4 separate regions of the Homo sapiens genome follow, and regions 1, 2 and 4 are each linked to region 3. The links are chromatin contacts, found by Hi-C in ENCODE. All regions are on one chromosome and are shown on one strand. Each heading gives the region's core, a stretch centred on a gene start or an enhancer-like site at or near the end of the contact. The rest is flanking DNA. Distances are from core to core; before and after follow the strand shown. Region 1 holds the start of UGGT1 (UDP-glucose glycoprotein glucosyltransferase 1). Region 2 holds the start of AMMECR1L (AMMECR1 like). Region 3 holds the start of CCNT2-AS1 (CCNT2 antisense RNA 1). Region 4 holds the start of LINC02572 (long intergenic non-protein coding RNA 2572).

What was found. A loop is a pair of places that touch in the nucleus more often than their neighbours do. Pooled maps may share reads with other maps.
Region 1: a map of CD8-positive, alpha-beta T cell shows a loop between it and region 3 (9-fold over the local background). The contact joins the promoter of UGGT1 here to the promoter of CCNT2-AS1 in region 3. A Hi-C loop is called at or near these places in 2 of 168 maps with a recorded cell type or tissue (CD8-positive, alpha-beta T cell and naive thymus-derived CD4-positive, alpha-beta T cell) and 8 of 50 pooled maps.
Region 2: a loop to region 3 is called in a pooled map, with 4 times the contacts of the local background. The contact joins the promoter of AMMECR1L here to the promoter of CCNT2-AS1 in region 3. A Hi-C loop is called at or near these places in 3 of 50 pooled maps.
Region 4: a loop to region 3 is called in a map of breast epithelium, with 27 times the contacts of the local background. The contact joins the promoter of LINC02572 here to the promoter of CCNT2-AS1 in region 3. A Hi-C loop is called at or near these places in 2 of 168 maps with a recorded cell type or tissue (CD4-positive, alpha-beta T cell and breast epithelium) and 6 of 50 pooled maps.

What each region holds. Positions count from the first base shown.
Region 1 is chr2:128,089,579-128,097,049 of GRCh38, forward strand. It overlaps UGGT1 (UDP-glucose glycoprotein glucosyltransferase 1), which reads left to right and starts at 1,622. Exons shown (of 41, transcript NM_020120.4): 1 at 1,622-1,837. The coding sequence starts at 1,780. RefSeq lists an enhancer at 1,384-1,693.
Region 2 is chr2:127,883,605-127,891,080 of GRCh38, forward strand. AMMECR1L (AMMECR1 like) reads right to left here and starts at 2,352. Exons shown (of 8, transcript NM_001199140.2): 1 at 2,206-2,352; 2 at 599-708. LOC107985944 (a long non-coding RNA gene) reads left to right here and starts at 3,514. Exons shown (of 2, transcript XR_001739707.2): 1 at 3,514-5,764. It also overlaps the pseudogene LOC107985803. RefSeq lists enhancers at 2,223-2,818, 2,603-2,682, 2,693-2,952 and silencers at 2,243-2,292, 2,303-2,472, 3,183-3,232.
Region 3 is chr2:134,916,386-134,924,101 of GRCh38, forward strand. It overlaps CCNT2-AS1 (CCNT2 antisense RNA 1), which reads right to left and starts at 2,221. Exons shown (of 5, transcript NR_036549.1): 1 at 2,178-2,221. It overlaps CCNT2 (cyclin T2), which reads left to right and starts at 2,437. Exons shown (of 9, transcript NM_058241.3): 1 at 2,437-2,627; 2 at 3,425-3,506. The coding sequence starts at 2,470. RefSeq lists enhancers at 1,347-1,396, 1,406-2,079, 2,157-2,316, 2,467-2,736, 2,947-3,036 and a silencer at 2,077-2,146.
Region 4 is chr2:129,873,902-129,881,563 of GRCh38, forward strand. LINC02572 (long intergenic non-protein coding RNA 2572) reads right to left here and starts at 3,590. Exons shown (of 6, transcript NR_149127.1): 1 at 3,547-3,590. It overlaps LOC105373616 (a long non-coding RNA gene), which reads left to right and starts at 3,978. Exons shown (of 3, transcript XR_923328.3): 1 at 3,978-4,765. RefSeq lists enhancers at 3,535-3,829, 3,850-4,406, 4,407-4,962, 6,840-7,340.

The sequences.
Region 1 (7,471 bases), core at 372-2,871, 6.8 Mb before region 3:
GAGAAAGCAGGAAGAAAGCTAGAATTGAATGCTCTGCTACACATGGGCCTAGAGCCCTCCAGCTTCCAGCAGGGCGAAGGGAGCAGGTTTTTCTTTTTTCCCACAGAGCTGGGGTGATGTTGATTCTATACAGTTTTTGCTCAGACAGGAAGGGATAAAAATGAATTTCGAACAGAAAGGGGTAGAGACTCTTTTCCCATTGTATTCTGCTGAAGTTATTTCCCCCAAAATAAGTTGAGAACTATAGTGTAGAGAAAAGAAACCTCAAGAACAGGGCGACTGAGCACAAGAGAGAAAAAACAAAAAACAAAAAAACAAAAAAACTGCAACTTGCTCCCAGGGACTGGAGAAAATGTAAAAAAAGGAAGGTTGGAATCCATCAGTGTTTTTTTGCTGTTGTTGTTGCTGTTTTTTTTTTTTTTGAGATGGAGTCTCCCTCTCTCGCCCAGGCTGGAGTGCAGTGATGCGATCTCTGCTCACTGCAAGCAACCTCCGCCTCCCGGGTTCACGCCATTCTCCTGCCTCAGCCTCCATCCTCAGCGTGAGCCACCGCGCCCGGCCTCCATCAGTGTTCCATTAGTCATCTCCTTCATCCTCCTCTCCTTCCTCCCCTTCATCATGTTGGCTCATGTTTATTTATTAAAATTATTTTGGGCCGGGCGCAGTGGGTCACGCCTGTAATCCCAGCACTTGGGAGGCCGAGGCGGGTGGATCATCTGAGGTCAGCAGTTCGAGACCAGCCTGGCCAACAGGGTGAAACCCTGTCTCTACTAAAAATACAAAAATTAGCCAGGCGCGGTGGCGCACGCCTGTAATCCCAGCTACTGGGGAGGCTGAGGTGGGAGAATCGCTTGAATGCGGGTCGGGGGGTTGGGGGGTGGGGGGCGCGGGCGGGGGCGCGGAGGTTGCAGTGAGCCGAGATCGCGCCACTGCATTCCAGCCTGGGAGACAGAGCGAGACTCCAACTCCAAAAAAATATTTTTGGCTTTTCATTCACTTTGACTTAATATACTTAAAAATATACCCTCCAAAGAGGTATTCATTTTTGGGTGGGTTAAATGCTACCTATTCCAAAACAATTTTAAACTGGTTTATATTAGTTAAAAAAAAAATACTAAAAGGACAAAGTAGTCCCTGTAGACTAAGCTGCCGCTGTCCGAATAAGAAAGCTCAAGCGGCTCATAAAATTTAAAAAGTCTTCCTTTCATCATGCCTCCTGGAAGGTAGCTATCAAAATTTTAGGGTTTAGTATAAAGTCTAAGATGCTCAGAAACATTAAGACAATTGTCCTTACTGTGCCACCGAAAGGCTAAAGGGAGTAAGCTTTTAACAAAGGTTTAAGGGAGTAAGTCCCAGAGTCCAAACTGGATTTCACCGACTGACTGTTGAAGCTTTCGGGTCTCAGCTGTTGGCCCAACGAACCTTCCCAAGACCTTGAAGACCGGCAGCCTACCCGCCACCCTGAAAGGCGGAAGTGAGGAGAGAGGCAGGACTCCCCCCTCCCCAACCCTCGGAGATGAGAGGGCGACCGCGCGACGCTCTGGGCTGCTAGGTCTCGACTCGGTATCCGGAAGTCCTCCAGCGTTCGCCTGCAGGAAGCGGAAGTAAAAGGGCGGCCGGCAGCTGGGCAATTGCTTTGCGAGGCTGGGTGTTGAGTCGAGCCGCGGGAAAGGCGCGTGTCGGCCTCTCACTGGCGCAGCCTGCACTGCCGCTGCCGCCTCGCCCCGCCCTGCCCTGGCGTTGTCTCTGGCACTGTGGCGGACTGACCACGGCCCGGGCATGGGCTGCAAGGGAGACGCGAGCGGTGCGTGTGCCGCGGGTGCGCTGCCGGTGACAGGTACCCAGGGGTGGCGTGAGGAGGCCTCGTGGACAAAGAGAGGGTTTGGGGCACAAGGCGACCCTGTGCCCCTGTCACATTGAGCTTCCGCCTCTACCGTGACTCAGTTTACCCTCTGGTGTCCTATCCCTTCCCCTATTCGCGAGCGCCCCGAGTTGCCCTCAGTGGTCTTCTTGGCAAGGTATCGCTTCCGCGGGGGTGGCGGCGGGCTCTGTTCAGCGGTCTTGAACCTTCTTTGAAGAGCTTTAGATCCTTGTGCCAAGTGCAGAAGGAAATGGGGGAGGTATCCTACCATGGATTTAGACCAAGCTTGATCCTCAGTGAGTTGAGAAGCAGCACTTTGCAGGACCCTGATTGCAGAACGACGTGCTTTTTAAAATAGATTTCAATTTTTCCTAAAATGAATTCGGGTTGATGCGTATTGGTTACTGTTTTCTTTTAACACTGTGATCTGTTGGCTGGAAATTGGATGATATGGTTTCACTTTTAGCGTGGGACCTGCCAGAATGAGATCTGCGTCCGTCGCCAATAACTTATAGATGTGAACTGTTTTTGTTCCTTGGCCAGAATCTGCAGTTGTTTTGCATTTCTTGCCAGATTTGAGAAGGAGCAATTTTGTTCGTTTGAAGTCCTGGGGTCTTTTGCCTTATTGTGCTACACTAACTGTTTTGGAAACATTCATTGATGTACTTGCCAGCCAATTTTAGTGTAAAGTGCCCTCTTTCCTTCAAGAATCTTACACTTGCAGGCGTTTGAAGACATTTTAAATAGCTATTTAACAGCACCACAAAACTTGGAATAATTGTAGCCTTTTCACTTTGCTTTTTTTTTTTTTAAGCCAGTCGAATTTAGCAACACTTGACTTGCTTTTGATAAACTTAGCTGAAGCTTATTTTAAAAAAATTCTTATTTATTTATTTATTTATTTATTTTGTAGAGATGAGGTCTTGTTACCTACCAGTCTGATCTTGAACTCCTGGCCACATGAAACTTATTAAAGGAAGTGACCATAATACTTTGTACAGTAGCATAGCACATTTATAATGCACATTGAACTTCAGGGGAATATATGAAAGTAAGAAGAAAATTTGCTTAGAACTTTCCTGCAGCTGTCTGTGAGCATTTTCTTTTTTTATCTAAGTTTCCCTGTAACAATACAAGATGATGTGATAATTTTCTTTCTTTCTTTCTTTTTTTTTTTTTTTTTGAGATGGAGTTTCACTCTTGTTACCCAGGCTGGAGTGCAATGGTGCAAGAGATAGTGTTTTAATTTATTTTTTTATTTTTTGTTGGTGAGGCAGAGTCTTGCTCTGTTGCCCAGGTTAGAGAATAGTGACATGATCTTGCTAGCTGCAGCCTCCACCTCCTGGGCTCAGGTGGTCCTCCTACCTCAGCCTCCTACGGATGGTTGTTGATAGTTGGGCCTAGAACTTGTTAAAGAGTGTTTTCTGTTTATTCATCATGCCGCAAGTATAATGCTTATCATGCAAAGCCACATGGCACATTCTGTTGGCCATTATCTCAGACTGTTTGTCTTTATAAGCAACATTTAAGAACCCCTAGGGTCAGAATGATAAGGGATCCTATAAAATGAAGACATACTCAAAGCAGAGACCACTTCAGTGAGATTCTTACGTCTGCTTCTCTGGACAGTCTTTTCCTCTGGTTTTACCTGTAGAGTTAAGAATGTGGGGTCAGAGTGGCAAAGCTCTTTTTTAATGTATAGCTTTCCTCCTTTTTTCATCTCAAATGGTGCTGCATCTCTCCCCAAGAACACGTACTCTCTCTCCTTTTTGAAAACAGTGTAGGGGGATCTCGAGGCAGGCCACAGGTTCATAGGATTTTCATTTTACCTATCTTGCAGTCCTAGGCATTTTATAGCATCTTCACTCTTGGTGCCACACTCCTTTCCTGTTGTTTCCATTCATGCCTTAATGAATGAGGCCTGTGTTTATTTCATTTTGAGAGCCTTCTATGTTTCAGGCATAATGCTAGGCGTGGAGACCATGATAGACAAAACACCCTGCTCTTGAGGAGCTCCCATCGGTCCCCAAAGCCAGCGTAAGTGTGGATCTGTCAGATTGGTTGGTTGGATTGCTTCGGTCCCAGCTTCAGGCCTCCTCCCTTGGTTTCAGGTTAAAACTATTCCTTTCTCAGCCACCTGTCTCCCAAGAACTGTGGCCACTGAAAATCCTTGGACTTGCCTTGGTTCTCACAAGCACTTTTCTCAGTCTGAGTCTGCACAGAGTATGGCTTTTTACCCTTTTGTAAAGCCAGAGAACCAGAGAAGAGAGCACGGTATTGTAGAACTTTAAAAGCAGGAAGGTGTGGGTTCTAAGCACTGCTATTTATTAGTTAGGCAAGGTACTCAGCATCTTCGAGCTTTCACTTATTTTTAAAGTGGAGATGCATGCAGCATATTCATGGACTGTCTTCTGAGTGCCAGGCATCATGCTGTGCACTTTGGTAAACGAAGTAGACATGGTTGCTCCCCTCAGAGAACGTTAGTGCCCTGGGTTGTTGTATGTAAGGATTAGATAACACTGTGTATGTAAAGCACCTAATACAATGTTTAGCTCAGAGTCATTGCTTGTTAAATGCTGGGGTTTCCTCAGGGGACTTTGTCATACCCCCAATTTCCTCCCCACTCTACATGCCATCCACCTGGGGTTACAGTGCAGTGGCGTCCAATTCGTCATCAGGAATCACCACTTTCTGGGGTGTACACATCTAGACCCCTTCAGGACAAATTGTAAACATAGCTAATAGCGTAATACTGCTAGACAGTTCATATGATGCGCTGTCTCCAGTTTATAAACTCATTGACTCAGGCCAGATTAAAAAAAAAAGAAAAACTCTGTAACTTTTGGGGAGAATTTTTTCTCTCAGCCACAGAGGATATATTTCCAATGTGTATTTTTGAGGCTATTTAATAACGATGATGTACTATTCTGTAATTTAGAAGATAGTTTTTTCTTACGATAAAATGTTTTACTACAACAATCAATTCTGGTATAGTACTTGGCACTTTACAAAGTGATTTTTTTATTGCCTCTTCATTTTCACATTGACCCTGTGAGGCAGATACTATTATTCCTACTTTGATAGTCTTCGAGACTAAGGGCCTGGGAAGTTAGGTAACATATATGTGGTTAAACTGCTAGTACGTAGCAAACTCAGGAATTGATCACAGCTGCCCTGATGCTAAAAGGTTCCCTTTTTTTACAAACCGTGTCTATTGTGTCCTGTAGAGCAGGTTTCTGAGGCTGCAGTCTGTGGGCCTGTGGGAAAGGGTGTCTATGGTTAGTCCTAAGAGAATGCTTTTTTTTTTTTTTTTTTTTTTTTTTTTTTGAGACGGAGTCTCTCTCTGTCGCCCAGGCTGGAGTGCAGTGGTGCGATCTCGACTTACTGAAACCTCCACCTCCCGGGTTCAAGCGATTCTCCTGCCTCAGCCTCCTGAGTAGCTGGGATTACAGGCACCTGCCACTATGCCTGGCTAATTTTTGTATTTTTAGTAGAGACGGGGTTTCACCACATTGGACAGACTGGTCTTGAACTCCTGACCTCAGGTGATCCACCCACCTCAGCCTCCTAAAGTGCTGGGATTACAGGCGTGAGCCACTGCGCTGGGCCAGTCCCAAGAGAATTCTTAAGTTGTACATAAAATTTGGGTCCTTGTTTGCTCCTCTGTGGGAAATGTCAGTAACTTTACTAGATTCCAGAAAAGGCCTATATCCTCTTCACTCAACCAGCCAGGAATCACTGCTATCAGGTTTCATTGTGTAAAATCTAGTTTGGTTATCTCTAATTTCAGTAGGTTTCATTTTTGTGTGTGTATTCTTTCATTTCTGCAGCCTCTATAGCAGTTTTTACAAACGTTGATTTTGAAAAACACTTCTGAGTGTTTTTATTTATAAGTGGGATGTTCTTCTTCTTCTCCTTCCTCTTCTTCTTCCTCTTCCCCTTCCCCTTCCCCTTCTCCTTCCCCTTCCCCTTTACCTTCCCCTTCCCCTCCTCCTTCTCTTCCTCCTTCTTTCTTCTTTCTTTCCTCTTCCTCCTCCTCCTCTTCCTCCTCCTCCTCCCCCACTCTCCTCCTGTCCTGCTCTCCTCCTGTCCCGTAACTCCTCCTGTCCCGCTCTGTTGCCCAGATGCAGCATGGACCTCCTAGGCCCAAGCTATCTTCCCACCTTAGCCTCCCAAGTAGCTGGGACCATAGGTGCATGCCACCATGCCTGGCTGATTTATTAATTTTTTTTGGTTTCCAAAGAAGCTGGCAGTGCCTGAACTTAAAATGCTTCTGAAAGCCACTTTTCTATTTGTTATAATTTATTTTGCTTTTGACCATCGTTCTTCAGAGATACTGTATGTTCTATGAAGCAGGATGTTAACACAAATGATGCTTTTTATAAAAAGCAGCTATTGACTAGTCCCCAATGTGGACAGCCTCCCTCAGTGATAGATTTTGTAACCAATATTAAAGAACTGGGATGAGACCGAAGTGAGCCTTACCAGAGCTAACATTCTGAAGCCCAAGGATAGCTTAGTGCTTCCCACATATTCACACCCCCTTTTAGTTCTCATTCAAATGGGTAGAGCTCAGGGGAGGTCCGATTAGGGTTCTGTTAGGTGGACTTTGGAGATGAAAATCAGAGAAATCTGCAGCTGGAGACCTTTTTCTGAAACTGTCTGGATGCTGTCTGAGAGGATCTTGACAGGCTTGGAGCGGCTGCGGAGGGTGTCAAGAGGCCTGCATTCTGTGGCCATCCACTTTGCCAGTGACCCTAGATCCCTCATTTTGTAGATGGGACAGTTGGCTTGGGAAGCCACTAAAATTTTACATTTCTTTATTTCAGAACCTGTCTGAGTTTACATTTGGGACCCATTATGTTAGTTTCCTAGGGCTACCACAACAAAGTATCACAAACTGGGTGGCTTAGAACAATAGATATTTACTGTCTCACAGTGCTAGAAATCCTTACTCAGGGTTTCACAGGACCACGTTCCCGCTGAAATCTTTGGAGGAAGAATCTTTCTTTGACTCTTCAGCTTCTGGTAGTTTCAGGCATTCCTTAGCTTACAGTATAATTTTAGTGTGTGCCTCTGTCTTCACCTGGTGGTCTCCTGTGTCTCTACATAGTTTTCCCTCTGTGCTGTCTTTCTCTGTCCAGATTTCTCCTCTTTATAACATCAGTCATTGGGTTAGTGCCCACCTAATAACCTTGTTTTAACTGATGACCTCTGTAAAGACTGTATTTACAAATAAGTTGACATTACGAGGTACCGGGGGATAGGATTTCCATATCTTTTTTGGGGGACACAGTTCAACCCTTAATACCTATCATTTATATTTTCATCTATCTCAGCTTTATTTGCTTTCATCCTTTATAAAATATGGTTGTGTGCAACCTGGTGTGCCACCAACTGATTTTTATACCCCTGTATGGTGTAGATTGCTTGGGAAATGAAGCAGAGCCTTTGTAGGAAAGAATGTAATAACCTAAGTGCCTTCAGTTACATATCAGTCACTCAGCAAATATCTGTTGGACTAGCTAGATATTAAGTGCTATTATATGTCAGAAGCATTTCTGTTTCGCTAACTTATGTTATTTTGTGTCTCCAAGTATTATTAGGATT
Region 2 (7,476 bases), core at 1,102-3,601, 7.0 Mb before region 3:
GAAAACTCTCTCCTAAGTGTTAGCATACTATCATTAATCAACTCAAGAGGGCACAGCAGTCATAATTTTTCCCCAGAACTTTGTTTCAAGTTTACAGTGAAAAATTTTAATTATCTTCAAATCTGTGATGGGATTTTCAAGAAAATATCTTCACTATTGCAAATTTAGGACAAAATGTTCCAAAAGTCTCTCAGGACTGAAACTATAGAAAAGAGAACCAATAATTGACTTTGATCAGGAACTGCATTAACCTCTGAGTTAATTACCCTAAAACTTAAGACAACCTCTTTGGTTGTATTGAGAAACTCATTTGGGAAGGGTGAGGAGCCAGACCTTACAAACTAGAAATATAAAGGAAAGATCATGCCACGCCACCACCTAGCTCACTCTAATGGGAGTATGAAAAACAAACTTGCCTTTGCATATTTAAATTATTTTAAAAGGGAACAAGCGGAAAAACTTCATCAACATTAGGACCCCCTCATGGAAGTAGAAAAATACAAATGAAAACACACCTACATCCCAAAATCCTAGCACATGCCTAAAATCAAAAACTACAACGATGCTCTACTCTAAATATGCCCAAGATAATACTCACTGAAAGCAGAAAGTTTGTATTGCCAGAGGAACAGCTACAACAGAGGAGGGGAGCTATTTTGTCTCTGGAATGAATTTTCTTCCTTCCGATTCCATTCCTTCTTCCTGTACCTAAGACGGAAATGCAGGTGCAGTGAACAAACACCCAGGTAGTGCAGAGGTAAGATAGATACGGTTTCTGAAAAATCACAACTCGACAGAGCAATTTCGGGGGGGTGGGGGGCACAGCAAATAGCTAGAGAACAGGCTCTCCTTATTTCAAAACCTTGCAAACTCTAAATCTGAGGCAGCCGTGAAGTCCCATGCCCTGAATCATCTCATCCTTAGCGTCATCAGCAAGAAGGGAGGACACTGAGAATCAAAGGTTTTATTTATTGAACTCGAGCATGAGACGCACATTAAAACTTCCCCACCACAGATGCAGAGCAAAAGTTGCTCTCAGGCCAGAAGAGACCATTTAAAAGCTCTCCGCCGGTTTCAGAACACAAATAAATTTCCCAATCCTCTGCAAAGACAGAACTGAAGAATTACTGGACAGCACGCCAGAGGCAGGGACCTGAGGGCAGGCCATCTTGCTATGCCGGGAGGAGACGGTCACTGTTGCTAAGGGTCATCCATCCTTAGTCTCGAAGAAATCTCTTCCTGATCTCTTCACCAACTCTCCCCACTACTAGAGAATTGAGCTACTCCCAAAGATGTAAGTAAACAGGAGACTGTTTACATCTCCTGTGGGTGGGAGAGGCCCCACCCACTCTATCCTAGGAGAGGGCAGTGAAAGAGGATAAGGCCCAGAGGGATAAGGGTGAGGGAGCATGGCAAGGAGAGGAGTTCAGATCAGGACAGGGAATGTAGGAGGGCAAGGAGTGAAGGGCACAACCCACAGCCTGGGAAAGAGAGGCATGAAACCCAGCGTGTCAGGTGGACGGATCATGGAATGGGGGGCCAGCGGAGGTTAAGGAAGGAGGGCCCAAGAGTAGGGGTGCGAAAAAGAGAAGAGGAGGAGGAGAAAGTGCGCGTGTGAAGAGTGTTAAGAAAACGACAGGACAGAGCGGGGAGGGGAAAAGCGGGCCGAGGGACAGGGTGAAAGGTGAGAAACGAGGGTATGAGGAAAGAGGGTCCGGGGCGCTGGGGAGTTGGGGAGACGATGGAGCGACGGGTAGAGCAGCTTGGGCCGAGCCGCGGGGGTGGAATCCAGACGCCGGGCGGGGGAGGGGGCGGCGGGGCGGCGGGACGGTGGGTGGGGGCCACCAGGCGGCGCCGGAGACCACCAAACTTTACAGCGAGCGAGCCTGCTTCCTGGAGGGAGTGCAGACAAGGACCAGGAGCGGGAGCCGAGCCTCGCGGCCCGGGGCACGGCGCCGCCCGCCCCTCCCCGGCAGTGCCTCCCGACCCCCTGCCCTCCGCTGGGACATGGCCTGAGGCCCCGCCCGCCGCCCGGGACTCCTCCCCCCCGCTGCCCCCGGACCCTCGCCCCAGGACCGCGGGGTCTCTTCCCGGCCCCGCCGCCCGCCCCGGCGAGAACAGGCCCGGCGGGCAAGGCGGCGGCGGACCGAGGGAGGCCTGGCCCGGCAGCGGGGAGAAGGGTGCGGCGCAGCCCGAGTTTCCCACCTTTTCTCCTGGCCCAGACGCGGCTGGGGCGGACGGGACCTCTCGCGCTCTGCCTCCTCCTCTTGCTTCATGGAGCCATGCGCCTGGGTGGGGGCTCCCGAGAGAAGCTGGCCTGCGGGCGGGCCGGACGCGCTGCGCGGACGGGGCGGGGCGAAGGAGGCCGGCGGGCGGAGGAGGAAGCGGCGGGGCGGCGGCGGCGGCGGCGGCCGGGAAGAACTAGAGGTATTCCCCGGGCGGCTGGAGGACTGAGTCGAGCCGGGACCCGAGTCCTCCGGTATCCCAGCAGCCACCGGAGGCAGTGAGGTAATGGAGGAAGAATGTAGGGAGTCCTCCAGTGGACCACACTCCTTCTAGCGAGCCGCGGAAACCATAGAGATCAGGGCTCAGCCGGAGGGCCGGCCCACTGCTGTCACGTGGCCTCCATCCGTGCGCTTTATTGGCTGGTGCTGGCTTTACGGGGTTGAATTTTGGACGCTGCCTGCCATTCGTGGGACCGAGTTTCAGGCAGCTGGAATAAAGAGAGACATCGGGGGAAAGCCGCGAGAAGGCCAGCGTCCCTGGCTGGGAGCAGAGCTAGCCGAGTAGGGCGCCCGGCTGTCAAAACTGGCCGGCGCAGTGCACGCTGGGCCGCCCCGGAGCGGTCGCAGAGCCCGTCGGGAGTCGTAGTCCGGGACGGGCCCGCAGCATTGTCCGCGACGCAGCTCGGGATCCGCGTCGGGTTGTCGGCCGGGTTGCTGCCAGGCACCGTCGAGCGTTAGCCACCCAGCATTGAGCTGCCAGCGGCTGTTCTCCCTAAGCACCCTCGCTCACGTCGCCTCGCCTCGCCTCGCCTGACCGGCCGCAGCCTTGGATACCAGCCTTAAATCGAGCCGACTACGGCCCAGCCCCGCCCGCGGCGAAGTGCGCGGGGTTCGGTGCCAGCCGCTCGCCCCTGGCCGGGCCAGCCTCTTGATGCACCGGGGACGGGCGCGCCCATCCGACTCTTCGAGGGGCGGCAGGGCCCCATCTGTGTCTTTCGCTCTCGAGCCCCCAGCTAGAGTTGGCTTCAGCGGAATACCTACTGTGCAGGATTATTCAACAAGCCGATTGATCACATTCTTCAGCTCTAGCAGTGCAAAGGCTTCACTGAAAAAGAACATTACAAATTTTTTTTGAAAGAAATTTGGGGGTAAATTTAATTTTAAATACTGATTTTTGATAACATTTGATCTTATGACAGCATTTGTATTTTTAATTACAGATAGGATTACACTAAAAGTCATTTCTGACCTGCTCCCTTACCCTTATGGCTAAAATAAACTGCTAGGCCCTGAAGCAAAGGCGAGCCATGTTCTAGAGCAATGTCTTTCTTGTATTAAAATACGGCCCCATGCTCACATATAGGCTGTTTTGTGTTTTGCTTTTCTGTTGATGCACAAAGGAATCCTTGATATGTTTGTCCTCAAAGACCAAAGACAAGTATCTAGTAAAAAATGCAAATCATATCTAACAGTGAAGCTTTCCAGCAAAAACCTTCTGCTCTAGAATGCATAATTATGCGAGCATAAGATCTACTACTCTAGACTTTTAGCATAATTACCTATAGGCAGCAAAACCCTAGTCAATTGAGTGTCTGGTGCCTCTTGGACCTGGACTTCTCCAAGAGAATGGGCAAGGAGGACGAAAAGGAAGAGACAGCTATGCTTTGTGAAACAGGAGGTGACTTAAAAAAAAAATTCTATAGCAGTCTTCTTAATTCCTGTTACAGACTTGATACGCTTATCTGCTGTTGAGGACACGGTTGCCAGTTTCTAACCTTCTCTGTCTGCCTGAAAAACTAGAAATTAGATGATCATATGGCCTAGAGCCAGAAGTGCAGGAGGCAGAAAGCCAGGGGCCAGTTTTTTTCTTTTTGTTTCTGAATAAGAAGGCCAAATCCTGACTTAAAATAATCAAAATAAATTTTACGGAGTGACGGTCTTTCCAGCTGAAAACCTTAAAACATGGCATCTGGAAGAAGGCCTTAGTCTATTGCTCCCAGGATGGTACTATATAGTCATTAAATAGCCCACAGATAAGGGAGTTATTGCCCCCTCGTTATTGGGCTGCCAGGAATTAAATGATGGAACTAAGTTTCACTTGAAACATTCCCAAATTAAAACAAAAACAAGCCTTGCTTTGAGCTGTTGAAAAGGCATTTTACTGAGAAGATCCAGATGCTATTGCTGTTCTTAAATGATGTTGAAAGGCAAAGGGTCAGGACTTTCAAAAAGTCACTTTGAGGTCACCTCACATAAGCAAGCAACAGTTTGAACTGATGCAAAAACAAACAATGAAATTATGAACAGGAGGAAGAAACTAAAATGAGGGCAGTATATGCCATAAATATGGAAGAGGCTGTCTCTTATTTATCTTCTCATTTCCTGTACATAATACAGAAACCTGGTATGTAATAGGCATACAATTATTTGTGGCTCAACTGAATAAACGAAGATGGAAACCAGCAAGCAGCGGGCAGATAATATACTTGGGAAAGGAGAACTGCAGAGACGCTGGGTGGTTCAAGGCTTCTGCATGATCCTCAAATGTCACCCCAATCTGCTGTGACATAGCTATACCACTCATCAGAATACCCCAAAACAAATTGTCTGCCTCCCTTATGTACAACTTTTATTATTTCTTATCTCGGTTGGTTAAGAATATGTAGTAATGGCCGGGCGCGGTGGCTCACGCCTGTAATCCCAGCACTTTGGGAGGCCGAGGCAGGAGGATCACCTGAGGTCAGGAGTTCGAGACCAGCCTCAACATGGAGAAACCCCGTCTCTACTAAAAATACAAAATTAGCCGGGCGTGGTGGTGCATACCTGTAATTCCAGCTACTCGGGAGGCTGAGGCAGGAGAATTGCTTGAACCTGGGAGGCAGAGTTTGCGGTGAGCTGAGATCGCGCCATTGCACTCCATCCAGCCTGGGCAACAAGAGCGAAACTCCATCTCAAAAAAAAAAAAAAAAAAAAAAGAATATGTAGTAATGGTTAAGAGTCCACTGTGGAATCAGCCTGCATAGGTCCAAATCCCAGCCCTGACTGAATACCTGTGAACAAGTTATATCAGTGACTCAGGCTTATTATCTGTAAAATGGGGATTATAGCATTCCTGCCTCATAGGGATGTTATGAGATTTAAATACCAATAAGTCTGTACATTATAAACCTTATCAGATTGGTGTGGTGAAAATGCTCAGTAACTGAGCCTCGTGAGCATTAGAATGTTGAGATCAGCATGAAGTTAGCCTGTATACTGGGCATACACATTCTTCTGGATTTGCTCCTTTTGTGAGCAATCAATGATGAGCTAAAGGCATTTGCTAACTAGTAGGAATGAAATAAGGTTTCAGACAGGATCTTGGTGGGTGATGTAGATTTTATCTGTCCCATTTGTCCCATTTCTCAACTGGAAGTGAGTCTGGCCTTGGTCTGCATCTGTGCTCTCCCCTTCACAAAAGGCAGGCCCAGAGAGACTCCAGAGATGGCCCCTGTCTCCTGTGTGTCCTCCGCCGCTGTGTCCACTTGGGCACGTCAAAGGTATGATCGGTACTTATCTGATGAAAACAAATCTTTGTATATACAGTTGTCTACCTGGGTTGAATATTTCAGAGGTATAAAGTAGTTTAAATAAATAAGCCCTCTAGTGTTTTGTTTGTTAAGCCACATTACTCAGAAGGTTTTCTTTCTTTTTTTTTTTTTTCTGAGACAGGGTTTTGCTTTGTTGCCCAGGCTGGAGTGTGGCTGCAGTGCAGTGGCAGCACGACCATAGCTCACTGCACCCTTTACCTCCTTGGCTCAAGCAGTCCTCCTGTCTCAGCCTCCCAAATAGCTGAGATCACAGGTACGCACGACCACACCCAGCTAATTTTTGTAGAAAATGGAGTCTCCTTATGTTGCCCAGACTGGTCTCCAAACTCCTGGGCTCAAGCAGTCCTCCCACCTTGGCTTCCCAAAGTGTTGGGATTGCAGGCATTAGCCACTGCGCCCAGCCTGAGAAGATGTGTTTTAAACTTTGTATGTCACTTGGGTGTAGAATTTAACATTTAAAAAGTTCTAAACTTTTGGTACTAGCAGCCGGGCGCAGTGGCTCATGCCTGTAATCCCAGCACTTTGGGAGGCCGAAGCGGGCGGATCACAAGGTCAGGAGATTGAGACCATCCTGGCTAACACAGTGAAACCCCGTCTCTACCAAAAATACAAAAAATTAGCCAGGCATGGTGGCGGTTGCCTGTAGTCCCAGCTACTCGGGAGGCCGAGGCAGGAGAATGGCGTGAACCCAGGAGGTGGAGCTTGCAGTGAGCCAAGATCACGCCACTGCACCCCAGCCTGGGCAACAGAGCCAGACTCTGTCTCAAAAAAAAAAAAAAAAAAAAAAACTAGTACTACCAATGAAATAAATGCAACAGAGTTGGAGAGCTCAAGTCACGTATTCATTTATTCTACAAATACTCTCTAAATGGCTACTCTGTAACCAAGCATTTTATATTGCTTTTTTATTGAGAGAGGACATACATGTTTAGAATTCACACAGCTCAAGTATACAGCTTGACCAATTCTTACATTAGTGTCCATCCATGTAACCATCATCCAATTTAAGATGTGGAATATTTCTAGCAGCTCAGAAGGTTCTCTTGTGCCTTCTCCCCGTTCCTAATCCCCTCCAAAAGATACCCATTATTTTGACTTCTATCACTGTGGGATAGTTTTGCCTGCTCTTGAATTCACGGACATTCAAATCGACTCATCCAGTACATACTCCTTTGGGTCTGGTCTGTTTCGTTCAACATTATGTCCAGGAAATTCATCCCTTTGCTTATGTGCAACTATAGTTCATTCTTTTTCTTTGATGCACAGAATACTATGCCATTCAATACACATTGAACAATATGCCACAATTTGTTTGTCCGGCATTATTTTTAAAGCAATCTTGTTCTCTTCCCTGAATCTAGAGATTTAAGCTTTTTACAAGATCTCCTGTTGTTTTACAACCTCAGTGAGGGGATTGAGATGGAAGGTAGGAAAAATATGGTTCCTTCATGCACACTAAATGTAGCTCACTCTCAGATTTTCATGATTAAAGATGTTGGGCCAAGGCTGGGCGCGGTGGCTCACGCCTGTAATCCTAGCACTTTGGGAGGTCGAGACGGGTATATCACCTGAGGTCAGGAGTCAAGACCAGCCTGGCCAACATGGCAAAATGCCATCTCTACTAAAAATACAAAAATTAGCCAGGCATGGTGGCCCATGCC
Region 3 (7,716 bases), core at 971-3,470:
TGAACCACTGCGCCCTGCCTAGATCCATATCTAAGTACAGGTTGAGTATCCCTAAATCTGAGAATCAGAAACACTCCAAAACCCAAAACTTCAAGCCCCCACATGACATTCAAAGGAAATGTTCATTGGCGCATTTCAGATTTAGAATTTTTGGATTAGGATGCTCAATGGCTAAGTTTATAATTCAAATATTTCAAAACCTAAAAAAACCTGAAATCCAAAACACATCTGGTCTCAAGCATTTCAGATACGTGATACTCAACCTGTATTACTTTGGGAGACGGTACTATTGTAAATGGCATTTTTAAATTATAAATTCCAATTGTTCATTGCTGGTGTATAGGAAAACTGACTTTTGTATTCAACCTTATATCCTAAAATTTTACAGAAGAAGTTTTATGTCTTCCTTCCCAATATGTATATACTTTTAATTTACTTTTCTTGTTAGCTAGAACACCCAGTACCACGTTGAAAAGACTGGTGAGAGGGGACATGCTTGCCTTGTGTCAGACTTTAGGTGGAAAGAATGTAGTTTCTCACAACAGAAACAATCTATTGTTAGCTGCAGAATTTTTGTAGATGCTCTTTATCAAGTTGAGGAAGTTCTCCTTTATTCCCAGTTTGCTGAGTTTTTATCATGAATGGATGTTGAGGATGGGCACTTCTTTTATTTGTGTGTGTGTGTGACAGGATCTCACTCTGTCACCCAGGCTGGGGTGCAACCTCACCTCTCAGGTTGAAGCGATACTCCCAAGGAGCTAGGACTACAGACGCCACCACATCCAGCTAATTTTTTAAAAAACTTTTGTAGAGGTGGGGTCTCATTATGTTGCCCAGGCTGGTCTAGAACACTTTGGCCTCCCAAAGTGCTGGGATTACAGCCGGGAAACACTGCACCTGGCCAAGGGTTTGCACTTTTAAAATGTTGCTTTAAATCAATCTATTCCAGAAATTGTAAGCAACATAAAACGTAAAGCAAGGGAAGTGAGTATGAAATAGCAACTGTTACAAAAACTGCCTACTATAATCAATATTCTTGTGCAATGCAGTATGCTGAGCGTGGGAGCCCCATAACAATCACTTGCCTCCATGGTCTTTGGCAAATAGATATTACTTTATTTTTTATTTTCGAGACAAGGTCTTGCACTATCGCCCAAGCTGGGGTGCAGCAGCGAGATCTAGCTCACCGCAGCCTCCACCTCCTGGGCTCAAGCCATCCTCCCACTTCAGCCTCGGGAGTAGCTGGGACTACAGGCGCGCCACCAAACCTGGCTAATTTTTGTATTTTTGGTAGAGACGGGGTATCGCCATGTTGCCCTTGCCCTCGAACTCCTGACCTCAAGTGATCGGCCCACTGGACCTCCCCAAGTGCTGAGATTACAGGCGTGAGCCACCGTGCCCGGCCTCCAAATAGTTAAGACTTTAAACTTAGAAACCCTATTCACAACACAAACTCCGAGTGAAGCTCAGTGGCATTTTCTTACAGGAAGAAATACAGGAGTTAATCAACAGGTATGTGGGATGTTCCCACATCAAATCCTAAAGATAAAATTTTAACTCAGTTCCTCCTGCACTATCTGATTCTCCCCAACCTTGTCTCGCAGAAACCACAGCGCAGCCTGAAAACACGCCCCGTCTAGATTCAACACCTCATTTAGAAATTCAATTTCTCGTTGCTAGTTGGATAGCGTTTGCCAAGTAATTTGAAAAAATAAAAATAAACCAAGTGGTCTGGGATTTAAACAAGATAATGTAGGGTGAAAAAAGCACTCAGGTGCGGACAGCCATGGAGCGTGACTTCCTGTGCACTCTTTCCCCGCCAGCTCAACGCCAGAGCCGCGCGCTAGGCGGAGACTGTTGGTGGCGGAGGCCGGAGTCGCACGCCTACGAGACTGCGCGGACCCGCCCAAAAGGAAAATGGAAGTAGTGGCGTGAGGCTGCGACAGTGAAGGTTATTTTTCTCTTTTTAAAGGGCCGCTAGACCTCCCGTCTAAAGGAAGCGCCCGACGGGCCTCCGAAGTACACGCCCAGGCCCCCACAGCGCAGCCGCCCGACCGCCTCTCTTCACACCGGCCAGAGTCCACCCTCTCCCACTTTCCCCTCCCCTCCCCTCCCCGCCCCTTCCCTCCCCACCCCTTCGCCCCGCCAACCCTAGACCCGGCATGCGCTGCGCCGACCTTTTCCTTCCGAGCCGACCTCTCCACCTTCGGCGCCTCCCAATGACAAGCGGCGCGGAGCATTGTGGTCCCGTGCGCAAGAGCGAGGCCGAGGGCAGAAAAAGAAAGCAAAAGACTAGGGCGAGTCGGTAGAGCGGGCCCCGCGCATGCGCAAGGGCGGAGGCGGTGGTGAAAAAGGGTGGTGCGTGGTCTACGGCGAGCGGAGTGGGGCGGGGTCGCGCGCCTTGGCGGGGAGTCCGCGAGCCAGGAGGGGCGGGGGGTGAATGAAGGAGCGGGCGGAGGAGGAAGTGTCATGGCGTCGGGCCGTGGAGCTTCTTCTCGCTGGTTCTTTACTCGGGAACAGCTGGAGAACACGCCGAGCCGCCGCTGCGGAGTGGAGGCGGATAAAGAGCTCTCGTGCCGCCAGCAGGCGGCCAACCTCATCCAGGAGATGGGACAGCGTCTCAATGTGTATCCTTTTCTGTTCGCCGCCGCTCACGCCCTGTTTCCCTTGCCCGGTCGCCGGGCCTGGTGCCCCGCGAACATGGCGCCGCCGGCCTCGGCCTTCGCTGGGCCTCGGCGCCGCGGTCAGGGAAGTAATGTTCCGGCTCGGGCAGTCGCGAGGGGTCAGCAGAGGAAGGGAGGAGGAGATAGGACCCCAGGAATGCGGGCCAGGAGCCTGCGTTGTGTAATCTGTTTGGGGCAGCGCGTGGTGGTGGCGGCGGGGGTTGGGAGTGTGGCTCAGGCGAAAGAGGAATTTTAGGGATTATTGCAGAAAAGGGGCGGCTCCCTGGACTTGTCCCTGACCCCGAAGGGTTTGAGAGGTAGGAGGGTTAGCGATGCTGAAAGGCCTAAGTGTTTGCCGCAGCCTTTCCCGGCTCTCGTCGCCGGCTTGATGGCGGCTCTCTTCTACCTTGGGAGCGTACTGGAGTTCTTTATGTTCTTGGCGTGGTTTTGTATGGGTGTGTGCGCGCGCGTTTCAACTGTTTCATTTTGAGTTTAGTTAGTCGTAGCCATTGATAAATAGTTCCAGGGCCCTCAGCGCTGTTAGAGTGAAAAGATCAGCAGTTCTTATTCCCATTTATTTGGCGTCAAGCCTATTCTCTTCCTGCCGCCCCACCCCCCGCGGGCATTTATTTCTTTATTTCCAGTTTGGGGTTTGGATTTGAATGGGAGGTATTGGAAAAGAACCTGGGAATTTTCCATCAAAATTGTTCTGGGAATGAGATCTTGCTTTTGTCAGATATTTCCTAAATATTACGTTCCAGCTCTCAGCTTACAATAAACACTGCGATTGTTTATATGCACAGGTTTTATATGCACCATTCTTTCACCAAATTCAACAAAAATGTAAGTACTAGTTGTCTGTTTTTACTGTCCGCAAATTTGAGGGTAAATCGATACGCAGAAAAAAAGTTGGTCATTGCGTTGTTGGATTTAGTGTTCTGAATTAACGGTAAACGTATATCACGTGATAAATATTTTGCTTCAGATGCGGTGTTTTTGTGTTTTTAAAATTTATGATGAATTAAACTGCAAGGCACTGTTAAGCTCTGCCAGGCCTTTTAAGCTAAAAAAGAAAAACATTTATTTCTTTACAGAGTTATTACATAGGTTTTCTTCATTTAAATTCTATACTTAACATTTGAATAATTTCAGTAGTGATGTACAGTGGAATTGGGCAAGCCTGGTCGTTCTGTGATACATCTTAATTATGTTGGACTCATTGTTTAAAAGACTGTCAATTGAGATTAAATTAATTATGACATTCTTTTGAAAGAGCTATTTAGTAGAAATAATTCATTTCTTCATTTGCTAACCTAGTAATTTCTTAAGATGTCAACGTTTCTGTTTATCACGTTAGCATCAGTTGTCTCCTAAAATTTTGGGTGATTCAAACGTCCACTCTTGCTTCAGATATAGTACGTCAGGAGTATGTTTATGTATTATTAGTAAAATTTACACCTGAATATTAAGGTATATAACCTGTAAACCTTGACAAATAGAGTAATGGCATTTTGTTGAAATGTTAATTTCATTTATGAAAGATACGAGTTTGGTGTATGTTGAGTAACACGCATACTGTGTTGTGTGTGTTAAAGAAAATTGCATATTGTTTAGAAATGTTTAACTCTGCTTTAATTCTGTCTTTATTTGTTACTTTTTATCATAGTTATTTTTAGAATATTATTCTGAAAGGTATGTGTAGAAAAATGGACCAAAGAAGACTTTCTGCTATTTGTGGATAGTCATTAGGACTTATTTGCTAAGAAAACAATCCTAGGAAAGATCCTCAGAATATTATTTTTGAAATGGAAGGAAAGGCTTCATGGTTTAGATTGAGTCCTACCTTAATCTCTTCGGATCCTATTTCATTTATCAGTTTGGCATACAGGTTTATCTTGGACCACAAGTATTTTAATATACATTTTGATCTCTTGAAGACTTCTTCTATTTCTTTTTTAAATCTGCATAATTCTTGCTCTGTTGCTTCTAGTTTCCTAGTTATTTCTTGTGCATAACATTTAGGTCAGTGATAGTGTTATGGAAGAGAAAGGAAGCCATTGGTGATAACATTTAGATTAAGGGAATTCATTATAAATTGTCTCCAAAGGCAGTAGTGAACTAATGAATGTTAATATAAATTTGGCATTCCTTACGTAACCCTGGATAATAATGGTAGAAATTACAAATCAAAATAGTTCTGACTATTCTTTATATGGCTACAGATGTCCCATTTGCCGAATCAGGCATACTTTTGTACTTCCAATAAATGATCTAGCCACAAGTCTTCACTTCTTTTATTTATTAATTTTTTTTTTATTTTTTTGAGACAGAGTCTCACTCTGTCACCCAAGCTGGAGTACAGTGGCGCTGTCACAGCTCACCACAACCTCTGCCTCCCTGGTTCAAGCTATTCACCTGCCTCAGCCTCCTGAGTAGCTGGGACTACAGGTGTGTGCCACCACTCCCGGCTAATTTTTGTATTTTTAGTAGAGAGGGGGTTTCACCATGTTGGCCAGGCCGGTCTTGAGCTCCTGACCTCAGGTGATCCGTCCGCCTCGGCCTCCCAAAGTGCTGGGATTACAGGCACGAACCACCGTGCCCGGCCATCTTCACTTCTTTGTTTTGAGCCCTCCTTATAATTTGTCTTTATGGCGTGGTTGGCGTGCTTTACAACAAATACCCTGCTTAAAGCCAGAATTCACAACTTTAGATTGTCATTTGCATTCTAGCTTTCACTATTTTACTTAAATGTTTTCCTTCAATAAAAAGGCCAAGGTATTAATTTTTTATTACCTTCTTTAATGTCTTATTGTGTATGAAGGTAAACTTCAGCATTTTTACGTAGAGTCAGTAATAATTGAAATCTGTTCATTTCTGTTTTGAGAAATATTATTATACCCTTCATATCTGTTGTCTTTTTTTACCTTTGCTATTATAATATCAAAAGTGGTTTTTATATTTGTGTCAGTGCACTTGCATCAATTGCACCGCCTCACTTTTATCTTTCTTCCCCCCTGTTCTTTTAGGGCAAAGGGGGTGGTCTGAAATTGAATGTGAGTCGCTTTTAAATTTGTATTATTCCACACCAGTGGGAAATTTTTTTCTATATACTGAAATGTCATGGTAAACTTTAAAAAGCGTGAATCTTCACCAGAGTAAACTGAACACCGTTCAGCAAATTAAACCCTATGAAATAACAAGCTTAAATAAGTTAAGATGCTAGTGACAAACTATATCTAGTCTTATAGTAAATATTAATAACATCCATTAACTGTGTGAAAATATTTTTAAATGTTCAGGTGACTTAATTGTATTTTCCCACATTGACATATTAAAAGTTTTAAAACCCCCAAAAGTAATGTGCTGCTGTATTAATATTTAAGAATAAAATCAGTATCAGCATGTTTTGGTGACCCAGAAATGGTCTCTTATCATTGAGTTCTTTTGTCAGTTACTCAGAGTTGAATAGCTGTCAGCAGTAAATGACTTTTATATGTAGCCTAATTAGATAAATCTACACTTTGTTCACTAGATGCAATGAGGTTCATGTAATTGGAATTAATAAAGAATGGCCTTGCTGGATCAAGCTCAAAAATAAATTTAGTAAAGTGTAAAAGCCCTGGAGCCAAAAGTGATGCCAAGGTATATACTGAGGGAAAGCACCCACCCCCCAAGTCACACTTAAGTAGATATTGACCCAGCTTCTCTTACAAACTCCTAATTTGGTCTTTTGTGATGCATTTTTTTTCTTATACCAGTTCCAGGTCTCTTAAGATTAGGTTGTAAAGAGCACACCCTTTTCTAAGTATTTTTGTTGGTCATGGTCTGTTCTCATAGCACATCTCCAATTTATTTGATCTTTTCCATCTTCTCTTACTTCCATTGCCTCTTTCTTGAGCTCTAGCAATCAGAACTCCATGTATAATATGCAAGATTTAAAGCTATTGTAGGGCCTGGCATGGTAGCTAATGCCTGTAATCCCGGCACTTTGGGATGCTGAAGTGGGCGGATCCCTTGAGGTCAGGAGTTCAAGACCAGCCTGGCCAATATGATGAAACCCCATCTCTACTAAAAATATAAAAATTAGCTGGGTGTGGTGGCACGTGCCTGTAATCCCAGCTACTGGGGAGGCTGAGGCAGGAGAATCACTTGAACCTGAGAGGTGGAGGTTGCAGTGAGCCGAGATCACATCACTGCACTCCAACCTGGGCAACAGAACGAGACTCTATCTCAAAAAACAATAATAATAATAATAAAAATAAATAAATTTTGCTTTTTCTCCTGTTCATTTCAATTCATTGTTATACTCTGGTCATGTTTTACAGAAGTCAAATCAGCATATGTTTCATTGTGAAGTCTAAGCAGGTGTTTATAGCTTACTTCTCTTTCTGCCTTTTAGTTTAATAAAGCAATAATTAATCCAACAATAATCTTATGCCCAAGATCCATTAGCATTACTTGGAAATACTGCAGTGCTGTCCAGTAGAACTTTCTGCATAGCGCAAGTTTTGTGTATCTGTGCTCTTCAATGTAGTAGGTACTAACCTGTAAATTTGAGACGATTAGCCTAGATGATTTTTAAATTCCTTTTAAACTATAAATTACCTGGTTGAAATTTTATTAAGATCTCACTATGCCAGGCACTTTATATTTGTCTTGTTTTCTCAGGTAAAGTATTCTCCTAAGGAAGCAGACGCAGTTACCAAGTGACTTGTCCGAAATTAAAACTATTACGTGGCTGGGATTTGAACCCAAGTCCTTTGCTTAATCCCAAACTGTAGTTCTCACTTTTTCCTGTTCTAGTATATTTCAGAAGTAGAGCACAGTAGCAATTTATGCCAGTGATTTGTAAGATTTATAAAGTAAACAATGAAAAAACCTCAGATTTTTATTTGCCCGCCTCATTGCACTAAATCCAATGAGGTCCTCTTTATAAGTCCCAAATTCCTCTTTTTCAACTATACATCAGTGTTAGCATTTATGCATTGTGTATCACTGTTTTTCCTTAGGGTGCTTTCTCTTTGCTTTCATGTGACTGTGCTCTGTCAGGTTT
Region 4 (7,662 bases), core at 2,340-4,839, 5.0 Mb before region 3:
CATTCCCATTCGTATTGCAAAGCCTCTATTTTTTAATTTGTCCCACAGCATGACAGACCCCAAACGCACATTTACTACTGGTATAGATACACATATTAAGACCAGTGGTGACTGTTACAGCTCACATAAAAGCTGAGTTCCATTGCTTGGGCTGACTTTATGTGTGGGGGGAATGCAAGCCTCTAGAATCCCATGAGAACTGACTTCTATATTGGGTGCTTTTCTGTCTCCTCCTGTGTCTCTCACATAAGACCCATCAATGAATGCTATTAAGTTAACATGGGAATAAGACTATATGATGAATCAGATGGAGGCCATGCATCTTCATTGAGGGCTGCGAGGTGGTTGTGCTGCTGTCCAGTCAGGATCTGGCAACAGAGTCACTGGGCTCAAAGTTCACACCTTCCTAGAATCCCACTAGGGTCAGCCAGTAACGCTTACAGAGCACTGACAAGTGCTGTGTCATAGGAACTTCAAAAAGCAGCAGCAACAGGCCAGGTGTGGTGGCTCACACCTGTAATCCCAGCACTTTGGGAGGCCAAGGTGGGTGGATCACTTGAGGTCAGGAGTTCAAGACCAGCCTGACCAACGTGGTGAAACCCTGTCTCTACTACAAATACAAAAATTAGCCGGGCATGATGGTGCACACCTGTAATCCTAGCTTGGGAGGCTAAGGCAGAAGAATCGCTTGAACCCGGGAGGTGGAGGTTGCAGTAAGCGCCATTGTACTCCAGCCTGGGCAACAGTTAGACTCTGTCTCAAAAAAAAAAACAAAAAAACACACACACAAAAAAACAAAAAAAAACACACAAAAAAAAACAAAAACAAAAAAAACAAAGCAGCAGCAACAGCACAAGGCCCAAACAATTACATCCCCGAGCCAAGGCCTGCACCTTCCCAAGCAGAGACCCAATGTTGGAATGACTTCTAAACAGCCTGGCATCCCTGGAGCAACAGAATCCAGTGGTACATGAAAGCCAACCAAAGGCTAGTGTTTGAGGAAGCATACCCATCACTAACAGCACCCTTGCTCTCCTTACAGAAAAGGGAGAAGAGATGACCAGCTAGGAACTGACTCCAAGTACAGGCAGGAAAACAATGGCTACTTAAGGATCTGAAGGCTTTTTTAGCTTCTCCTAGCTATTGCAAAAATGCACCTAGCGATGCTTCATGTAGCACCACCATGAGTGGCTTGCCTCTCAGAAGAGACAGGGACCCGTTGCCTGCGATGCACACCAACCTCAAAAGGGTGGAGCTATTTCTTCGCAGTGACAGAGCTGTTGCTACATGGAGCTATTGCTTCATTTGTAAAAGAGGTGGCTTTGGGGACAGAACTATTTCCCATCCATCAGCCAATAACAAATATTCCAAATACTTGACCTCGGTCTAACGATGTTGGAAATTATCTAAAGGAGCTTTATGCCCTTTAGAAGCTAGAATTTTCGTAAAGCTAATATATCTTGTTTTTGTTTTGGGGACAGGGTCTCACTCTGTCACCCATACTAGAGTGCAGTGGTGCGAGCTCGGCTCACTGTAACCTCCACCTCCCAGGCTCAAGTGATCCTCCCACCTCAGCCTCTCAAGTAACTGGGACTACAGGCACCCACCACCAGGCCTGGCTCATTTTTATAAGTTTTTGTAGAGATAGGGTTTCACCATGTTGCCCAAGCTGGTCTCGAACTCTAAGCTCAAGCAATCTGCCCACCTCAGCCTCCCAAAGTGCTGGTTTTGCAGGCATGAGTCACCATGTCTGGCCTAATATATCTTGTTAGCACATGAGGTGTTACCTATCAATAAATCATCCATATATATCCATATATGGACTCCTGAGGTGGGGGAAGTTTCTTTAAGTTCTTTTGTAAATGCCTAGAGATTATAGTTGGCAAATCTCTGAATCCCTGGGGGATGCATTGCCACCAATATGGAAAGCCTTCATAGGTAAACACAAAGAGATACCTTGGTTCCTCTGCTGAAGGTATAGAAAAGAAAGCTCAACATAAGTCTATTACTAAAATTAGTTAGGTCACACAATAGGAGGCTAAGAGGTTGAGTACTACAACTGTCAGACATACCAAAAATATATTTCTATCAGATTTTGTAAAAATATGTAAGCAAGCTAAACTTCTTTGTCAGTTTCCCTTCCTTTTTCATAGGTAATATAGGAAGACTATTACAAGGCAAATGTCCTTTCTTTATGATTCTCTTTCTAGTTCTCTAATTACAGGTTCAATTCCCCGTATTTGAGCTAGGGAGAGGATATAGCTTTACACATGACCATAATTTTTCTTTGGTGTAAGCTACGACAGTAGGGTCAATCAAATGATAGACTTAATGAGTCAATGTGTTTAAGAAAGACTTCAGCAAACAAGGCCTCTTGTCTGACCGAAGATGGCTACACATCCTCCAATTTGCCCAGTGGAAAGGCTCACTCAAGGTGTCCCATCCTTGTCACCAAACTTGTGGGGGCAGAAAGGAAACCAACACCCAAAGGAACATGCCAATTCAAAAAATAGAGAATGATTAGATAATTCTATTATTTAGAAAAAACCTGAATGCATTCAGGTAGTCAGCAAGTGTCTACACAGCTATGGTAGATTTTTAGCTCTATTGTTATGGAATTAAAGCTACAGTTACTATCCCTCATTCCGTTTTTAGTAAACAGCCAGAAGCTATTCAATTTGCATCAGTAGTTACGTTGAGTTTACCCTGATGGCCTGATTTTTATAATTCTTTATCAGGCTTACCCTGATGTTCTGCTATTATCATTCGTTACCACTACCTCCTGTAACCGCCCAAAAGTGTCCCCACACACACGAGGGCATGTTCAGTTTCCCACACTCCACCTCAACAACTGGCACCAGAATCGGCCCAGTTGCTCAAGCCAAAATCTCAGGAGTCATCCTGGTTTTCTCTCTTGCCACCCTGTGGCCCCACATCCAATCCATCAGCAAAAAACAGCTGGGAGCTGGAAAGGCAAGACTCTCTTCCTGTGAGTCCTTCACACCGCCTGCACCTGTCTAAGCCACCATTCCACTCCCTTTCCCACCTACAGCCTGGTGATATCTCCCTTCTCCTCTGCCTTCCCTCTTTGCAGCTCAATCTTTCTTTCCCTAGGTTATCAATTGTATAATAAAGATTATAAAATCACTCTATCCCAATAAATATAGCTTCTATCAGTCTTAATGACTGAAGCACCGCAGAATTCTCGGTTTGGAAGGGGGTTTTGCTGCTTAAAAAGTTTCAAAATCACTGCCAGAGGGAACCAGCAGCCCTTTTGTTGATAGCAGAGCCAGCTCCTCTCGCACGTGAATAAACAACCATAAATGAGACACGGCACATTTGAGCAGTCTTTTAAAATCATTTAAGCTTTAAAAATTATTTAAGACACGTTTGTTTTAAAAAAGCAATTCAAATCAAGCATTTGCAACATACCTACGATACCTCTATGGAGACTTAGCATCTACAAGACCCAGTTTGACAACTGCCAGCGCCAGGGAATAAGTGAAGTTTCTCAGCCCAAGTCACACAAGGCCCTAGCCAACCCACCTCTGCCTGCTCCCTGGGGCTCTCCTCTACCCCAGCCCTCTCTCCCTAAAGCCAGCGAGAGGCTCCGCGATTGTCCCCCCCAAATCCTTTCCCCCTTTTCGGGAATAGCAAGCGAGTCCAAGAGATGAGGTCACGTGATGCCGTCCGACCAATCTGGTGTGAGCAGAGGCCCCCATTCTTCCGGGGAGAGGGGCGGGGGCGGGGCCGGGCCGGGAGCGGAAGGAGCAGGGGTGGACAGAACAGCCTGGGGAGGGGGCGGGGACAGGGCGAAGCAGGGAGGGGAGGGGGCGGGAACAGGGCCAGGTGGGGCGGGCGCGCGTGTGGGGGGGCGGGCGCGCGTGTCGGGGGCGGGCGCGCGTGTGGGGGGGCGGGCGCGCGTGTCGGGGGGCGGGCGCGGGGGCGGGCACAGCAGGCGCAGGGTCTTTCCCACATGCTGGGCTGCAGAGTGAGGAAAACCCATCCCGGAGGAAGCTGGCGGTTAGGCTGGCTGAAGGCATTCTGCATGATGAACACAACAGTTCTCAAAAAAGTAATGATGTCATACCAGAGCAGCAGGAGGGGGTGGTCTGTGACCATGTATGCTTGATAAATTCTGGATTTAAGCAAAGTAGGCCGGCTTCTTTGTCAATAGACGTATTGGGTTATTCCCGGGGGGGCTGCAGCCGGAGCACCTCCCACTCCTTCGCAGGGGTTATTTCTGAAGACCCCCTCTTGGAGGAGCTCTGCTAGGGCCCTGCGTGCACCTGCTGCCCTGGCATCCTGGCCAGCAGCTCCGCCAGGCTCTAGTGTGTATGGCCTGGGCTACCTCCCGGTACTGTCGCCGCAGGCCTTGGGACCCGTTCCCGCCGCGAGGCTCCCGAGGTAGCCCCGGCCTCCGGTTCTTCTCAGATAGCCCCGTCGTCCAGCCCCAGAAGCGGGCACTAATGCCTTCCCTGAACGCTGAAAGTTGTTGAATGGATATGGACAATGATTAGAATCATGTAGAAAACATTAAGTGATGGTCAGTATGTTCTGTTTGGGAAATACTGAAATGTGCAACACAAGCTAGAAATAACAACATGCAGAACAGCACAACTTTGTAAGACCCGCGCTGAAGGAGGCAGCATTTGTGTGAGAGCGCCCGGCGCTGCCCAGAAGAGCTGGAACGCCCAAGGAAGGCCGCTGCTCAGCGCAGGACCCCTGGGCTCCCGGAAACGGGATAGCGTTGCTTATCTTTAAGGTAGGCTTGGGAAATACCTTGTTTCTCCGTAGTTTTGTGGGTGTATATACAGATACTCCTTGACTTACCATGGGGGTTACATCCCAGTAAACCCATCGTAAGTTGAAAATACCATAGTCAAAGATGCATTTAATACACTTGACCTACCAAACATCATAGCTTAGTGTAGCCTGCTTTTAACGTGCTCAGAGTTAGGCAAAATCCTACTTTATAGTTAAGTGTTGAATATCTCATGTCATTTATTGAATACTGTACTGAGAGTGAAAAAGAGAATGGTTGTGTGGGTACTCAAAGTAGAGTTTATATTGAGTGTGTATCACTATCACACCAGTAAGAAGTCAAAACATCATACGTCGAACCATCCTAAATTGGAAATTTGTGTGTGTGTCTGTGTGTGTGTGTGTGTGTGTGTGTGTGTGGTTTTTAACCGATAGGCAAGAGACACTTCCTAATGGCCTGTTTAATGACTCCAAATTACCTTGCGTCTCTTCATTGAGAAGGTGATTTAGTTTTCCCTAGGTGGTGAGGCACTATTTAAAAATTAATTTAAGCAACAACTCCAATAAACATGGGTTCATCTTTCAGTCTCTTATTAATCATATTCCAGAAAGAATTGAAGTTCTCTACCTGAGGCGTTTTGAAATTTTTTTCAATGTGGTTTTATGATAGTTATTTGAAATTACTTGACAGAGAGAAGACCATTTGTTATAGTTTGTGTACCAAGAGAAGTTCCAAGTGTGCCCCTGTTAAATTCCTTGAAAAGTTTTCACCTCTTGGGACAGACACTTAAAAGAAACTGAATTGGGCCCTGGTCAATAATCAATTTAAAAAGCTCTAGTAACTGAGAAAGTAAAATTCCATTTGCTCGTATGCCTGTCTTGCAAAGATCTATCAAAACTCCATGTTCTATTGCCTTTCTTTGGAATGAGAGCTGGAGCAGCTGACAGGGAAATCAATTGGTCCCCACCCTATTAATGCTTAATTAACATCGAGCTTGCTAGCATGTGAGCGCTCCCATAGGAAGGAGGCCTTGTATCAAGAGGAGGGAGCTGTGAGCACTGGCTGCTGGGGGGCTTTTGCAAGCGGCCCCCATGGATGGAGCCCAAAGGTGGAACACAGTTGCCAGTACTTTCTGGCTGACCGTGACCCCTGCAGTGTCAGGATGAGCCATATCACACCACCAGTGTCACACCAGAAGGGCACGAGGCAGCAATTCATGTGTGGTTGCACCTGCCCACCTCCCCGAGGTGGTCAAGGAAGGGGCAACATCAGAGGACCACCACTGTGAAGCCTCTGAGAAGCCATTTTTACTTCCTGCCACTGCAAAGCTCAGAATTGTGAGAGAGCCAGAAAAACTGCTGTCACCGCACACCCCATCAGAAGTGACCATAAGGGTGTTGTCTCTGCTCCAGGACAGGAGGCCCCCACGATGTGGTTGCAATAAGTGGGTGGTCCCTATGGTTGATGGTCCCTAAGTGGTGAGGTACTATTTAAAAATTAGTTAAAGCGATAACTCCAATTAAAGTGGATTCATTTTCAGCCTCTTATTATATTCTTATTGAATACAATTTATTATTTCAATGTGATTCAATATTTCAACAATGGTAGTGTCTCACCAACCACAACATGGTTGAGCCCCTTCTGGAGGGACCTTAAGGGTGTTACCATAACCAGTGTCCCATTCCAGCTGATTGGGCCCCATCCTCAGTCCCTGCTCAAGGAGGCAACACGGCTATTTGTTGCCCAGGAGAAGCAGCTTTGTGCACCTGAGTGGGCATTATCCCCAAAAGTGGCCCATAAAGTCAGCGCCCCTGACCCCCGGCCCCGTGATGGTGAGCTCCTAAGGGCGTGAGACTCTCATGCCACTGGAGGGCTTGAACAGAGGCTTAGCTGAGTGGGCCTTTTCTGTGGCAACAAAGGGCCAGAGAAGGGCCATCAGGCTTGGAGAGGGCTTGCTTACATTAGACAGCTGAGATGAGACCAAAGGAAGTGGGGGGTGCACACAGCCCTGACACTGTGGGCCTTTGCCTGCATGCAGTCTCTGCCCTGCATGGGACAGCAGCTTCCTCCACCTACAATTCCTGCAAGTCTCCCATTCTCATGGGGTGCTTCCTTTGGCTTTTTGCTTTTAGGTTTGTTTTGTTTTGTTTTGTTTTAATTTTAAGAAAAACCTGTTCAGAGCATGGGTTAATTTGCTAAAGCAATCAGGATGATTCCTTCTGAGATTCAGGGTAGAGGGGGTCATAGAAATCATGGGCCGTTCAGAGGCAAGAGGACAGGAAGCGGGCACCATGAGAGATGGAGGGAGGGGCTCATCCTGAACATGTTCCAGCCCCAGCCCACAACATTCCTGCAAAACCCCTCCTGGAATAGGGGCCACCCTGAGCCTCTGTTCCTTGCCCCACATAAGCTCAACCTTTACCAGAAGGACCACCAGATCCACGTTTGCCGGAGGGGGAGACCTACTGTTGGCTTGGACTCCAAGCAGGATGGAGGTCTTCCTGCCAACAATGCCCACGGCACAGAAAGCAGAGATGGCGGGGCCAGGTCATGATGCTGAGGGGACAGAGATCCTACAGTGTTCACTGTGCAGAGGGCATGGAGCTCCAATGAGGACTGGGCCCCTAGAGGCCACGCAGGGGCAGGTGCCAAAGTAAAGAACGCTAAGACATAGGTGGTCCTGCAGTGGGAAGCTGGCATCCAGCACCTCCACCAGGTAGGGTGTGGGGCATGAAAGAACCCAAGGAGCCAATGCAAGGACAAAGTCAATTCCAAACAGGCCACAACTACTCCTCTTGTTCCATGTTCTGATTTCCCAGGAATGGTCCAAGTTAACATCTGTCTTCCCAGTGTGATTTCATTTGCAGAATTGTCCTGGTTAAGATGATTAATCATAT